Regions from separate parts of the Homo sapiens genome. Here region 2 is linked to region 1. Evidence: chromatin loops called from intact Hi-C (ENCODE). Cell type or tissue: A673. All regions are shown on one strand.

Region 1 (8,000 bases):
GGGTCATATTTGAAATTAGGTCATTAACACGGGGCTGTCATGAAAATATCCAAGCATGGTACTAACATATATATGTAATTAGAAAAATAAATGATCATTAACTCATCTTCTCTTTTATTTAGCTTTTTTGTGTGTGTTTGTGTGGGATTTGTTGAACTATTTTAACTTCTGCAACTATAGAGGTGATACAGGGAACTTGAAAGATGATTAAAAATAAGAAAAAACAGGATTTATGATGAAAGGTTTAGGATGCTAAGCAAAAGAAGCCTGAGAAATGGTTTAATAATTTGTGTTTTCCAAGCTGTAAAGACAAAGGAAAAAAAAATCAAATGTGCTTAAACTAAAATACAGGGGATTTAGATTAGCCATTTGTGTTATGAGTGTTAACTGGGCATCCAAGGGATAGTTGGGAAATCACCTTTACTGAAAATCTTTCAAAATGGATTTGGTTTCATTTAATGGAAATGGGTTCAACAATGGTCCTTCTTGCTGCATGGGATAGAGCAAGGTCATTTATCAAGGAGTTTTTTCAACCCTGTAATTCTGTTCTCTTGTCTTTTAATTTTGCGATAATTCTACAGTGTTTTACTTGTGTGTTAAGTGAGCACACCCAGTGTCCTCAGAAGGGTTAGGCTTCATAAATAGGCAAGACGTGTGTGTGTAAATGAGCCCTGTGGCCACTAGTGACCCTGCAACCACAGGTGACCTTAAGCTAACAAGCTGATGGCGGTCATCAGTGCTGTCATTTCCTGAAACCTACCAGTTGCAGGCTGTGTGTGAGATGTGTTACACGGGCACATTCTCTATTTCATTAAATCCTAACTTTAACTTAATAGGGTAGGTTTCATTATCTCTATTCTATACATGTAGAAACTAAGCCTTAGAAATAAAGTTCAACAATTTGTACAAAATTCTCATATCTCTTAGGTAGCAGAATCAGGATTCAAACTTAAGTATGCCTGGCTTCAAGGTTGGAATTTTTTGCACTTGATACTGTTCATTAAAATCGAAATATATTGTTGATTATCTGAAACTAAAAAAAACTATGTTTATTGTATATCACTGTCTAAGATACACATTTTTTGTTTCTGCAAAAAAAGAAGCTGTGTTGTTTACACTTGGTCTGCAGCTTCAGAGAAGGTTTGTGGTTGGTTAAGAAGCTGCCTTTGGGCTGGAGGCAGGCACCTGGACAGAAGCCCCAAGGCTTGGGAGCTGCAGCCAGGCCTCAGGGCACTGCACTGTGAGGCTCCCAGTTGTGTTGGAGGGTGAGTCTTTTGGCCTATGGAAGTTGGTCAGGTGGTTTTCCTTCTTGATGCATTTCACCTCCTTGTGTAGACAGTCACAGAGAATGTGGGTCTGTGTGGCCATAACCCAGGGCATGCAGACCCAGCAGGACCTGGTTAGGGTTTTCCATGGGGCCAGAAAGCTTCCTAGGCATCCAGGGTGTGATCCCACTCATCTTGGGGCAGCTTCTGCATGCAGCGCTGATTATGAATCTTCTAGGCATGCTTGTTTGCCAACTTGTAGCAGAAGTGGTTCCTGCCTTCTGGGGCCACACTGTTGCAGTTGAAACAAAAGCCCAAAGAGAGAAAGAGAGAGATAAATAGAGGAGGCCTGCAGATGCAGGTGGACCAAGCAGCTGGCAGCAGCCTTGACCTCAGTGGAATAATTCTGGTAGATTTGGGAGCTCATGGTTGGAGAAAAAAACCATTGTTCGCTGGCCTGAGAAGAAGGGGATGGGCAAAGAGATGGTCCCAGAGGCTGCAGCTGGGGAGGAGAGTGGAGCGTAATCTGAGGCTGGAGTAGGGAAGACCTTGAGTCTGTGGGTTTATTCCATCCTAACACTGTGGAGGCAAGAGACTGTCTGGTGGCTGTCCATTGTTTTTCTCTTTTCCTTTCCTGGCCTTTCCCTTTCCCTTCCCCTTTTGTTAAATAAAAAGCAAGCCAGCATAATAAATGAATTTGATCTTAGTTTATCAAATGAAAAAACCTTCAAATGTACCTTTTCCAACAGAAAGGTGACATATGCAAAAGAATAAAGCACATATGGGATACTGCATTGTACATTCTTAGTCACTGTCATATGTGGAGTGGGATGGAAAGAATATCCTCACATAATTTGTTGTGAGAATACTGCACTGGTCTCAGAATTTTCAGTGACCTGAGAATGGAATTAATGCTAATGAATTATGAATATATACTGTTTAATTTAGAGGCATTGAGTGGTGAGGATGTCAACATACTGCTTTTCATAACCTGTGGTGAGAATTCCTCTTGGAAAAGTAAATCTATATTTTATCTGTTTATTTAGCACTTGAAAAGAACCTGGGCTGGGCGCGGTGGCTCATGCCTGTAATCCCAGCACTTTGGGAGGCCGAGGTGGGCGGATCACGAGGTCAGGAGATCGAGACCATCCTGGCTAACATGGTGAAACCCCATCTCTACTAAAAATACAAAACAATTAGCTGGGCATGGTGGCACGTGCCTGTAGTCCCAGCTACTCGGGCGGCTGACACAGGAGAATCGCTTGAACCTGGGAGGCGGAGGTTGCAGTGAGCCAAGATTGCGCCACTGCATTCAAGCCTAGGTGACAGAGTGAGACTCTGTCTCAAAAAAAACAAAAACAAAAACCTGATATAGAGCCTTATGGTCATGATCTATTATATCCTGTGTATTGCACATGAAGGAAAATATTGTCTTTAATAATATTACTGCTGGTTTTTAAAAAATCATTAAGTTTCAGAAAGCTTGCTTTCTTTACCTCTTACTTTCTAGCTAAGTAGATAATTAATGTGGTTTTATATTTACCTTTAAAATTCTGTAGTTGTAGAGTCTTCTGCCTTGTGTTTATACAGAGTTTATAAAAATTTACAGTGGGCCGGGCGCGGTGGCTTACGCCTGTAATCCCAGCACTTTGGGAGGCCGAGGTGGGTGGATCACGAGGTCAGGAGATCGAGACCATCCTGGCTAACATGGTGAAACCCCGTTTCTACTAAAAATACAAAAATAAATTAGCCAGGCGTGGTGGCAGGTGCCTGTAGTCCCAGCTACTCGGGAGGCTGAGGCAGGAGAATGGCGTGAACCCGGGAGGCAGAGCTTGCAGTGAGCCGAGATGGCGCCACTGCACTCCAGCCTGGGCGACAGAGCGAGAGTCCATCTCAAAAAACAAAAAACAAAAAACAAAAAAAAAAATTTACAGTGAAATGTGAGGTTTTCACAAATAACCCTGAGAAACAAAAATCAACTTAATAGAATCCTAAATTTGTTATGCCATCATGAATTTCTGCCTCCATGGGGGAATGCTATGTGAGTTAGATCTGTCAGAGAGATATCAGGCACCTGGGCTTTCTGGCATTCTGCCCTTGAGAGAATCATGAACCTTTCAGTATTAGAGAAGAATCCTTAGAGATAGTTTTTTCACTGAACATTTCTTGAACTTCTATTTTTGAACATTTCCTAGAAATTAATAGAATGAAGCTTAAAAAGATTAAGTGACTGCGTACATGGCCACAGAATTGGGAACAGTAGTCTTTGGCTTCAAACTCAAGATTTCTAGCTTATAGGTACTTACTTACCAAACACTAAGGAATCAGGTGTATCATGCATCATGTCAGGTGCTGAGGGTACAGAAATGCCTACAACACAGTGCCTGCCTTTCAGAATATTGTTGGGAGAGCTGAATTGCAGTGGCCCAGACTGCTCCTGATGGGTATGTCAAGAATGCAAGGCTCTGACTGCTCTTTGTCTGAATTTCTCATAGTTGTGTTTCCAGCAAGCAACCCTGAGGGATGAGGTAATATCTCCCCCAGGGTTGCTTCTACTTACTCAAGGAACTTACTCTTACTGAAAAAGGAACACTGAGCTGAGGGCATGCACTCAGCTCAGTGTTCCTTTCTGGTAACAAAGGAACACTCAGCTCAGTGTTCCTTCCCTGTAATAAAGCCCACAGCATGTACAGGACTCTTTGAATTACCACTCTGAGACGGGGGCAATGAGGAACCAACAAAAATTAACATGAAGTTTGACTACTCCTTTTGCCAGAGACACCTTTTGTCTCTGGCCCAGGTGTCTCATGTCTTCTGCTAGCACCCATGAAACAGTAACAGGCTAACCTGTTAGCTTACAGATAAGGTGGAATCTCAGACCCTGCATAGTTATTGGCAAATATCTCTTGTGAGGTGATATAGATGTGAGGAAACCAACAAATACAGTTCAGTGTGACAGGTACAGAGTGCTGTGGGATACAGAATGCTGTGGGATAACCCAGGAAAGGTTCAGCTGGTCAAGGTCAAGGAGGCTTTTCTGATTCCACTGCTCTTGAGGTGAAAATATTGGTTGGTTCATCTCTTGAGGGTAGATCTTTTCATTGTTAGTGTATGACACAGGACATGGCACATGGTTCATGATGACAGAGCTTGCTGAATGAGTGAATGAACTGTTATTTGTGGTTATTGGGTGTGATTTACTGCATCAAAGGTCCCTATGTTTGCTACTAACGTTTGTCTCATTTTTAAAGACCGAAGTCCTGGGAAGATGTTTGTTCTTCAATGAAAAGCAACTCATATAGAAACCTACTATGAATAGGCTGGGTGCAGTGCCTCACACCTGTAATCCGAGCACTTTGGGAGGCCAAGACGGGTGGATCACCTGAGGTCAGGAGTTTGAGACCAGCTTGACCAACATGGAGAAACCCTGTCTCTACTGAAAATACAAAATTAGCCGGGTGTGATGGAGCATGCCTGTAATCTGAGCTACGCGGGAGGCTGAGGCAGGAGAATTGCTTGAACCAGGGAGGTGGAGGTTGCAGTGAGCCGAGATCATGCCATTGCACTCCAGCCTGAGCAACAAGAGTGAAACTCTGTCTCAAAAAAAAAAAACCCTACCATCAATCTATTCTAACAGGTGAGGAAAGTGACTGAGTTTGCAGAATATCTTGTATGTAGATTAACTTAATAAAATGACATTAAGGTCCAATTACTTATTTTGTAAACTTTTTATTTTCTAATACTTTTTAGATTTTTCAGAAGAGTTACAAAGATAATACAGTGAATTTCCGTGTACTTTCTACCCAGCTTCCCTTAATATTATTATTTTATATAACCATGGTATCTTTATCAAAACTAAGAAATTAACATTGGTATACCACAGACTTTATTTGCATTTCTCCAATTTTTTCCACTGATGTCCTTTTTCTCTTCTAACTCAGGATACCACATTACATTTATTCTTTGTATTTCCTTAGTCTCTTCTTATTTGTGACAGTTTCTCAGTCTTTTCTGAAATTGACACTTTTGAAGAGTAGACCATATTGTAGAATGTCCCTTAATTTGGGTTTTTCTGATTTTTTTTTTTTTCATGATGAGGCTGAGATTATGGATTCTGGGGGAGAATACCCTAAGATGATGTACCTTTCTTGTTGGATCATGTCAGTGGACACAAAATATTTATAGGACTTACTGCTGATGATGTTAACTCTGATCACTTAGTTACTCTTAGTTACCACTTAGAAACCTCCGTCAGGTTTCTCCCTGTAAACTCCCTGTTTTTCCCTTTCCATTTATTGTTCACTAGCAGCGAGTCACTAAGTCCTGCTCACACTCAAGACGATGCGAGTAAGCTTCATCCATGGAAGGAGGAATTTCTGGGCATGTGTTAAAAACAATGACAGTAAATAATGTTTTGAGGCTATGCAAAGATACTGTTTTTCCTTAAAAGTTCAGGGGAACTAGTTCTCTCTGAAGCCAAGAATTGCCTTGGACAAGAGGTCAAGTTATAATGACTAAATACTTGCCCTTTTTATTTATGCTTTACTGCAGATCTATCTGTATTATAAATGGTGCTATTCTTGTGTCATTGACCCTTCTGTCAATTTCTTTGAAGAATGGAAGCGTTTATGTTAACTGAATGGGGTTAATGAGGGTACGTTTGTAAAACAAGGTGAAACATCAATAATTGATTTTAATTTCTTCCTCATTAATCAGTTACAAAAAGCTTATTTTATCTTTTGTCATTTGTTGGTTACCAAGAAGCCATATATATGTGTGTGTGTGTATGTGTGTGTATATATATGTATATATATATATACACACACATACACACACGTGTGTATATATACACACACACATACACACACACACACACACACACACACACACAGAGTATGGACATATATGTATATGGTTAGCTATATCCCAAGTGATTTATATATCCACGTCTAAAATCCGTTGCTCAGAAAAACCTGCCTTAATGTTGTGCTTCTTGTGCAAGAGACAGTCATGGTCCATGCAGTTAAGAGGTGCAGTCTTTCAAAAATTATCCCAACAGGAGTTGATGGGTAGGAAGGAGGCATGTCCCAGTGATCCAACAGTCATCCCAGGACATGCTAACCATTTGACTGATCTCCCTCAGAAGTTGGGATAATTCTAAGGTAGCCTTTGTTGCTTTAGGGGTGTTGTCCAGATGGGCTGGTCCAGAGAGAGAGAGAGAATGTGGTTGATGTGTTTTTCGATTCATAAGGGGAAAACATCATGGGGAAAGCATCATGGTATTTGGATGTACAACATAACTACATTCTTTACTGCTGTTCTTGGAAATGCCATAACCTAAACAAATTCTTGTTTCCATTACTAAATTCAAAAATTTTGAGTCAGTGCAGTGGTAGATATGGGTAAACATTTATAGCATTTAAAAAAAATTGTAAAATCTTAAAAAAGGATCAAGATTTGGCAGTGCTGAGTTAATAGCAGTCAATCAAATTGAATTTGACCATTGGGACTGAGATTTGGCCTCTTAACCATATGTTATTGCTTTGCTCCAGAAAATATTTTAGTAGTATTATCAGAAATACTTCCATTTATTTTTTTCCTTTTTTAATTTTTATTTTTGGCAGAGCATAGCATTTGGTAATTCTTGGGGTCATTACTAGGGTTTGGATTGGGATGGGAGAGGGTGTGATCTTATAGGAATTTGAAATTGAGAAGGCAGCACTGCTGAAAAATGCATTAGGGCCAACCTCTGAATTAGATTGGCTTAATTTGTTGGGGGCAGAGCTGCAGATGCAGCTCTACATCTGCAGAGATGTAGGTGTTAACAAATGTGTTAAAATAACTCTTATTTAGTGCTGGGTGTGGTGGTTCATGCCTGTAATCCCAGCACTTTGGGAGGCTGAGGCGGGTGGATCATCTGAGGTCAGGAGTTCAAGACCAGCCTGGCCAGTGTGGTGAAATCTTGTCTCTACTAATAAAAAAAAAAAGAAAAAATACAAAAATTAGCAGGGCATGGTGGCATGTACCTGTAGTCCCAGCTACTAGGGAGGCTGAGGCAGGAGGATTGCTTGAACTTGGGAGGTGGAGGTTGCAGTGAGCTGAGGTTGGAGTGAGCCAAGATCGCGCCACTGCACTCCAGCCTGGGCAACAGAGTGAGACTCCGTTTCAAAAACAAAAAAACAAAACTTGTTTATAGAGTACCTGGCTAGATATTTGGTATTTTGTATACATTTTGTTTAAATTCAAAATAGCCCTTCAGTGTTAGTATTAGACAATTTTATAGATGAGATAAATTAAGCTCAAAGAAGTTAGGTAACAAGGATCACATAACTAGTGTGTAATGGAACTGCAGTGTGAATTCCTTTCAATCTGATTCCAAAACCCATGACTATTCTTTATATTGCACTCTCGCCCCCTGTGGTATGCATACAGTTGGCTATGCAGCAGTAGGCCCTTTTGGTGTATTGTATAGAAAATGAGCCATTTCATTGTTTGGGAAACTTGTGTTTCCTCCCCTTCCCCCCATTTTTAGTATCTGTTAAAAGAAGAAAGCTTTTGGCTACTTAAAAAAACTTGGTTATGTTTAGTTTGGTGCCTTTTGATCTGGTCATGACAATGGGAGCAATACTCTTATGCTTGCTACTTGTTTCATTTAAACTGAAAAGTCCGGAAAAAATATATTAGTACGCAGGAGTGCTAACTTGCAAATGAGTTTTTCTTGACTGCTAATAACTC
Region 2 (8,000 bases), 220 kb after region 1:
GGAGGAGCGGTACCTTGAGCAACACTTCACTTACCAAAGAGGGAAATTCTGTGTCTAACGAGAGCGGCAAGTTTGCAGAACAGGCTGAAGCAGAAAAGAAAGCAATTCAGAAAGTCACAGAGATTAAAGGACTCACGCTTTGTATCCCCCACCCCAATGTCCCTTACACTGTGAAACAGAGAGCACAGAGTGGCATTCTAGGGAGATGCACTATGTTCCTAGCAAAGAATCCTCTGGTCCACACTCAGGAACATGTGTGGTTCACACTGCCTTGGAGAATCATGAAAGGTACCTTGCAGGCAGCTCCATCTTTATTAAACACAATCCCTCTGAAACAGTTATAGTATTTTGCAGTGACCCAGTGCAAAGTATACTTTGCTATAGAGTACCATGTACTGAAACGTTCATTTGTGTGACATTCAGGGATAAATGAAGACTCCGGAAAAAAGCATGATTTTCCCCTTGTTGCAATGGATTGCAAACCATTTTGTAGCCTTCCATTGAGGGTATGAAGTTTTAGTTGGGAGGTTGGCAAGAAGCTGGGATTGGAAAAGTGTTAATGGTTCAGGTACAAGGTGAGATTGTGTTAAACAAAAACGTTTTAAGAATTGTGTATTCTCTGTCATCTCCAGTTAGTCTCCAGGCCTGACCAGGTCACTGTTCTAACTGGGTCCTTGGAAACTAGGAAAGGCCCATGTTGTATATTTTTGTGTTTTTTGACTCTCCTTTATGCTTTCACCCATATTTTCCACTGTGGAACCACTGAAGGTTCAGCTGTGCCTCATTGTTTGACTTTCCACAGTGCCTAATGAGGGCCTTGTGATGTCAGAAAGGAGTCCATCGCTGTTTCTGAACATGCTGCTAATGGACCTCACCTAGGGGCACTGTGGCCATCATTTGACCTGTGTTGCTGAGGCTCTTGGGAAGAGATTGCTCAGAACTGACATTACTGACACTGGCATGGCTAGACAAGAACTTTGCAGTTGCTTCAGAAAGCAGTGGAATAGAAAGAGGGAAAAAAGAAGAGAGAAAAAAGCCACCTGGATAGGCCACGGGGTCCCCTGGTGACACATTCCCAGTTTCTGATTCATAACTCATCACGGAGCTCCTTACCCCATTCAGGGCAGAAGTCTTCCATAGGACAACTCAAATGGGGAAGGAATATATCCTGAGTGTTGATGGGGATGAAAACCTGCTCACCTTTAAATGTTTTCAATAAATGCCCTGAGTCTTTTTGGACTGTCTACTGGAAAATCACAACAAAAGTTCCCATGGCTAGTTAATTGGTCTTGCAGTGGAAAAGAGTTGGGACCCCCTGGCCTATAGCTTAAGAGAACACACAATAAGTTACCAGAAACGTGGCAGCCATCTAGGGTGAAATTAAATATCGGCTGCTCTTTTTTTCTTCCCATGGTTTTTTTTTCAGAGACGGGTAGTTGATGCAAACTCATGGAGCTGAAGCGAGGGGCTAACCCTGTGGAATGTGGGCTCTGTTCCTCTGTGATTAGCTGGGCTGTCTTGGGGAAGCCCCTTAACTGCTCTGTGTGGTAACTTTCTCACTGTAGAGAGTCATCATAGGACTCGGGTTTCAGAGTTAGGGGCAGGTAAACTCAGGTATTTCTGGTGAAAATGCTTCAAGTTGGACACATGTTCTGTGTAAACACAAAACAATGTTTTTCTAACAAAGGCAGATATTTGGGTTGTTTGATCCTCATACTAACATGGCTAATCTCATTGTCAGAAGTGCTTTCTTAGGCATGCCAAGGCCAGGATCTGAAATTTCCAAAGGCTACTGCTTGTTCCCTATGGAACCTGGGATTTAACTGGAAGCACCGTCTTTAGCCCAGAGTTATGAGGGCCCCGAGTCCCCAAGTGCCTCTCCTCCATCTCAGAGTTTGAAGACAATAAATGAAAGGAATCTCAGGGAGAGTCTGAGACCCACGGGCAAAGGGCTGCAGATGCAGAAAAGGTGGCGCAAGGGCGAAGATTGCAAAGAAGAGAAATCTGGCAATGCAGACACATTCAGTGCAAACACGACTGCTTCTGTGGGAGGGCAGCAAGCACACTGATGGATTTGAAAGCTATTTGCAAGGCTGATCGGCTCTAGGTTGTATTCCAGCCGTGACAAATGGTGCCTGGTTGAACAAATGTTACATTTCCATGAATTAATAATCTAAGAAAAGTAGATAAAGAAAACAGACACACCTGCCCTCTGTTGGATTATCTGAATATCTCACTTTACTCACTGTTTCCCTAGCTTCTTACAAAACACACTGGTGCATCCTGCAAATGTTTAGGAGGTCTTCGGTCAGCACCTGATTTTAAGAGTATCTCATTTTGATAGCATGGGGCGTCTCCTGTCTTAACTTAGAGTAAGTAATTAGGGTGCAGGATAAATCATACTTCACGTGGATACAGAGGACTGGTTTTTCTTTTTTTCTTTTTTTTTTTTTCTTTTTGAGGTGGAGACTCACTGTCTTGTCCAGGCTGGAGTATAGTGGTGCCATCTCGGCTCACTGCAACCTCCGTCTCCTGGGTTCAAGCGATTCTCCTGCCTCAGCCTCCAGAGTAGCTGGGACTACAGGTGCGTGCCACCACGCCCAGCTATTTTTTTTGTTTTTTTAGTAGAGACAGGGTTTTGCCATGTTGGCCAGGCTGGTCTCAAACTCCTGACCTCAAGTGATCCACCCACCTCAGCCTCCCCAAATGCTGGGATTACAAGCGTGAGCCACCGCACTCAGCCAGGACTGCATTTTTATTCTTGTCCTAACTCAGAAGAGTCACTTTGGGTAGTAGAGTTAACCCAACTGAAATTCAATTTCTTCATCTGGAAAATGGAGATCATACTACACAGGCAGTTCTCAGAATTTAAAACATCATGATGTTTCACAGAGATTTTTACACAAATGGGCAATAACTCTTATATATAAAAAACTGTGCTCAATGCTAAGTGTTTCATAAAAGTTAGCTAAATCTCAAAGTTGAATATCCTCCCCAAGATGGTGATATTTAATGGCTGGGCCCTATAATGTACACTGTTCACTGGATGCTAGGGAAAGCGTTTTTAGACTATTTAGACTATTTTCTTTTTTTTTTTTTTTTTTTTTTTGAGACGGAGTCTCACTCTATTGGCGAGGCTGGAGTGCAGTGGTGCCATCTCGGCTCACTGCAACCTCCGCCTCCTGGGTTCAAGTGATTCTCCTGCCTCAGCCTCCTGAGTAGCTGGGACTACAGGTGTGTGCTACCATGCCCGGCTAACTTTTGTATTTTTAGTAGAGACGGGGTTTTATCATGTTAGCCAGGCTGGTCTCGAACTCCTGACCTCAGATGATCCGCCTGCCTTGGCCTCCCAAAGTGCTGGGATTACAGGTGTGAGCCACCGCGCCTGGCCTCCTAACTATTTTCATTAGGGTCTTAGCTTTTTGCTACTTAAAAGTCTAGTCCATTCCTGTATTTCTTTAATAAAATACAGAGAGAACCTGAGGCACAGTAGAATCCATCTTTTAGCCCAATCATGACCTATCCCCTCTTTTCTCATTTCTGTTAATGTATCTACATGTTAACCTAGTGGAATGAGTAGGAAGCCTGGTGCTTTTGATGAAAAATTTTTTTCCTATTAGGAATTTAAATTGAATTATGTTGTTTTAGACTACAAATTTCAGCTCACTCACATCAGGACTTGTATGATGTCTTTTTTTTTTTTTTTTTTTTGAGACGAAGTCTTGCTCTGTTGCCCAGGCTGGAGTGCAGTGGCATGATCTTGGCTCGCTGCAACCTCTGCCTCCCAAGTTCAAGCGATTCTCCTGCCTCAGCCTCCTGAATAGCTGGGATTACAGGCACGTGGCTTCACGCCCAGCTAATTTTTGCATTTTTAGTAGAGATGGGGTTTCACCATGTTAGTCAGGCTAGTCTCAAACTCTTGACCTTGTGATCCGCCTGCCCTGGCCTCCCAAAGTGCTGGATTACAGGCATGAGCCACCGTGTCCAGTCGATCTGAGTCTTTTTATAAGTTTTAATCTTATAGAGTTTGATAAGCATGGGATGGAAAGCAGTGTCCACCTGTTTATTCACAGTGTTACGTGTTCACTTTCCCCAAGCTTCAGAATGATCTTTGCCTTCTTCTCAATGTTGTCACAGGACAGATGCTCATTTTTTTTTTTTTTTAATTATGGTTTAAGTTCTGGGACACATGTGCAGAACGTGCAGTTCTGTTACATAGGTATACACGCGCCATGGTAGTTTGCTGCACCCATCAACCTGTCATCTACATTAGGTATTTCTCCTAATGCTATCCCTCCCCTTGGCCCCCACCTCCTGACAGGCCCCGGTGTGTGATGTTCCCCTCTCTGTGTCTATGTGTTCTCATTGTTCAACTCCCACTTATGAGTGAGAACATGTGGTACTTGGTTTTCTGTTCCTGTGTTAGTTTGCTGAGAATGAGTGTTTTCAGCTTCATCCATGTCTCTGCAAAGGACATGAACTCATTCTTTTTTATGGCTGCATAGGATTCCATGGTATATATGTGCCACATCTTCTTTATCCAGTCTATCACTGATGGGCATCTGGGTTGGTTCCAAGTCTTTGCTATTGTGAACAGTGCTGCAATAAACGTACACGGGCATGTCTTTATATTAGAATAATTTATAATCCTTTGGGTATATACCCAGTAATGGGATTGCTGGGTCAAATGGCATTTCTGGTTCTAGATCCTTGAAGAATCGCCACACTGTATTCCACAATGGTTGAACTAATTTACACTCCCACCAACAGTGTAAAAGCATTCCTATTTCTCCACATCCTCTCTCCAGCATCTGTTGTTTCCTGATTTTTTTTTTTTTTTTTTTTTTTTGAGATGAAGTCTCGCTCTGTCACTCAGGCTGGAGTGCAATGGTGCAATCATGGCTCACTGCAACCTCCACCTCCTGGATTCAAGCGATTGTCCTGCTTCAGCCTCCCAAGAAGCTGGGATTACAGGCGTGTGCCACCATGCCTGGCTAATTTTTTGTATCTTTAGTAGAGACGGGGTTTCACCATGTTGGCCAGGCTGGTCTCAAAATCCTGACCTCGTGATCTGCCTGCCTTGGGCTCCCCAAAGTGCTGGGTTTACAGGCATGAGCCACTGTGGCTGCCCTCCCGACTTTTTAATCATCACCATTCTAACTGGCGTGAGATGGTATCTCATTGTGGCTTTGATTTGCATGTCTCTAATGACCAGTGATGATGAGCTTTTTTCATATGTTTGTTGGCCGCATAAATGTCTTCTTTTGAAAAGTGTCTGTTCATATCCTTCACCCCCGTTTTTGATGGGGTTGTTTTTTTTTTGTAAATTTATTTAAGTTCCTTGTAGATTCTGGATATTAGCCCTTTGTCAGACAGATAGATTGCAAAAATTTTCTCCCATTCTGTAGGTTGCCTGTTCACTCTGATGGTAGTTTCTTTTGCTGTGCAGAAGCTCTTTGGTTTAATTAGACCCCATTTGTCAATTATGGCTTTTGTTGCCATTGCTTTTGATGTTTTAGTCATGAAGTCTTTGCCCATGCCTATGTCCTGAATGGTATTGCCTAGGTTTTCTTCTAGGCTTTTTACGGTTTTAGGTCTTATGTTTAAGTCTTTAATCCATCTTGAGCTAATTTCTGTATAAGGTGTAAGGAAGGGGTCCACTTTTAGTTTTCTGCATATGGATAGCCAGTTTTCTCAACACCATTTATTAAGTAGAGAATCCTTTCCCCATTGCTTGTTTTTGTCAGGTTTGTCAAAGGTCAGATGGCGGTAGATGTGTGGTGTTATTTCTGAGGCCTGTGTTCTGTTCCATTGGTCTATATCTCTGTTTTGGTACCAGCACCATGCTGTTTTGGTTACTGTAGCCTTGTAGCATAGTGTGAAGTCAGGTAGCGTGATGCCTCCAGCTTAGTTCTTTTTCCTTAGGATTGTCTTGGCAATGTGGGTTCTTTTTTGGTTCCATATGAAATTTAAAGTAGTTTTTTTCTAGTTCTGTGAAGAAAGACAATGGTAGCTTGATGGGAATAAAATTGAATCTACAAATTACTTTGGGCAGTATGGCTATTTTCAGGATATTGATTCTTCCTATCCATGAGCATGGAATGTTTTTCCATTCGTTTGTGTCCTCTCTTATTTTCTTGGGCAGTGGTTTATAGTTCTCCTTGAAGAGGTCCTTCATATCCCTTGTAAGTTGTATTCCTACGTATTTTATGCTCTTTGTGAGAATAAATGCAATTGCCAATGGGAGTTCACTCATGATTTGGCTCTCTGTTTTGTTTATTATTGGTGTATAGGAATGCCTGTAATTTTTTCACATTGATTTTGTATCCTGAGACTTTGCTTAAGTTGCTTATCAGCTTAAGGGGTTTTTGGGCTGAGTCGATGGCATTTCTTAAGTATAGGATCATGTCATCTGCAAACAGAGATGATTTGCCTTTCTCTCTTCCAATTTGAATACGCTTTATTTCTTTCTCTTGCCTGATTGCCCTGGCCAGAACTTCCAATACTATGTTGAATAGGAGTGGTGAGAGAGGGCATCCCTGTACAGTGCCGGTTTTCTAAGGGAATGCTTCCAGCTTTTGCCCATTCAGTATGATATTGGCTGTGGGTTTGTCATAAATAGCTATTATTTTGAGATATTTTCCATCAACACCTAGTTTATTGAGTGTTTTTAGCATGAAGGGGTGTTGAATTTTATCGAAGGCCTTTTCTGAGTCTATTGAGATAATCATGTGGTTTTTGTCATTGGTTCTGTTTATGTGATGGATTATGTTTGTTGATTTCTGTATGTTGAACCAGCCTTGGATCCCAGGGATAAAGTCGACTTGATTGTGTTGGATAAGCTTTTTGATGTGCTGCTGGATTTGGTTTGCCCGTATTTTATTGAGGATTTTCGCATCGATGTTCATCAGGAATATTGGCCTGAAATTTTCTTTTGTGTGTGTATGTGTCTCTGCCAGGTTTTGGTACCAGAATAATGCTGGCCTCATAAAATGAGTTAGGGAGGAGTCCCTCTTTTTCTGTTGTTTGGAATAGTTTCAGAAGAAATGGTACCAGCTCCTCTTTGTACCTCTGGCAGAATTAGGCTGTGAATCTGTCTGGTTCTGGGCCTTTTTTGGTTGGTAGGCTATTAGTTACTGCCTCAATTTCAGAACTTGTTATTGGTCTATTCAGGGATTCGACTTCTTCCTGGTTTAGTCTTGGGAGGGTGTATGTGGTGTCCAGGAATTTATCCATTTATTCTAGATTTTTCTAGCTTATTTGCATAGATGTGTTTGTAGTATTCTCTAACGGTAGTTTGTATTTCTGTGGGATCAGTGGTGATATCCCCTTTATCATTTTTTATTGTGTCTATTTGATTCTTCTCTCTTTTCTTCTTTATTAGTCTGGCTAGTGGTCTATTTTGTTAATCTTTTCAAAAAAACAGCTCCTGGATTCACTGATTTTTTTAAGGGTTTTTCGTGTCTCTATCTCCTTCATTTCTGCTCTGATCTTAGTTATTTCTTGTCTTCTGCTAGCTTTTGAATTTGTGTGCTCTTGCTTCTCCAGTATTTCTTTTAGTTGTGATGTTAGGGTGTCAATTTTAGATCTTTCCTGCTTTCTCCTGTGGGCATTTGGTATTATAAATTTCCCTCTAAACATTGCTTTGGCTGGTGTCCCAGAGATTCTGGTACATTGTGTCTTTGTTCTCATTGGTTTCAAAAAACTTATTCATTTCTGCCTTAATTTCATTATTTACCCAGTAGTCATTGAGGAGTAGGTTGTTTGGTTTCCATGTTCTTGTGCAGTTTTGAGTGAGTTTCTTAATCCTGAGTTCTAGTTTGATTGCACTGTGGTCTGAGAGACAGTTTGTTGTGATTTCTGTTCTTTTACATTTGCTGAGGAGTGCTTTACTTCCAATTATGTGGTCAATTTTAGAATAGGTGCATGTGGTGCTGAGAAGAATGTATATTCTGTTGATTTGGGGTGGAGAGTTCTGTAGATGTCTATTAAGTCCGCTT

The links. A loop is a pair of places that touch in the nucleus more often than their neighbours do. Peaks named below come from ENCODE experiments on the same cell type or tissue, not always from the same donor. Only the 100,000 strongest peaks of a DNase experiment are listed, where the experiment ranks them.
Region 2: a loop joins it to region 1, with 2.6 times the contacts of the local background. A loop is called at or near these places in 2 of 110 quality-filtered maps.

What each region holds. Positions count from the first base shown.
Region 1 is chr15:33,981,285-33,989,284 of GRCh38, reverse strand. The region is part of intron 2 of AVEN (apoptosis and caspase activation inhibitor); the gene reads left to right. All of the region lies in intron 1 of CHRM5 (cholinergic receptor muscarinic 5), which reads right to left. Among named protein-coding and RNA genes, the nearest start is that of CHRM5, 17 kb to the right of the region's middle. RefSeq lists enhancers at 940-1,439, 3,546-4,069. In A673, no CTCF peak of the experiment used is centred here; no DNase peak of the experiment used is centred here.
Region 2 is chr15:33,760,742-33,768,741 of GRCh38, reverse strand. It overlaps RYR3 (ryanodine receptor 3), which reads right to left. Exons shown (of 104, transcript NM_001036.6): 61 at 35-84. Among named protein-coding and RNA genes, the nearest start is that of CHRM5, 200 kb to the left of the region's middle. In A673, no CTCF peak of the experiment used is centred here; no DNase peak of the experiment used is centred here.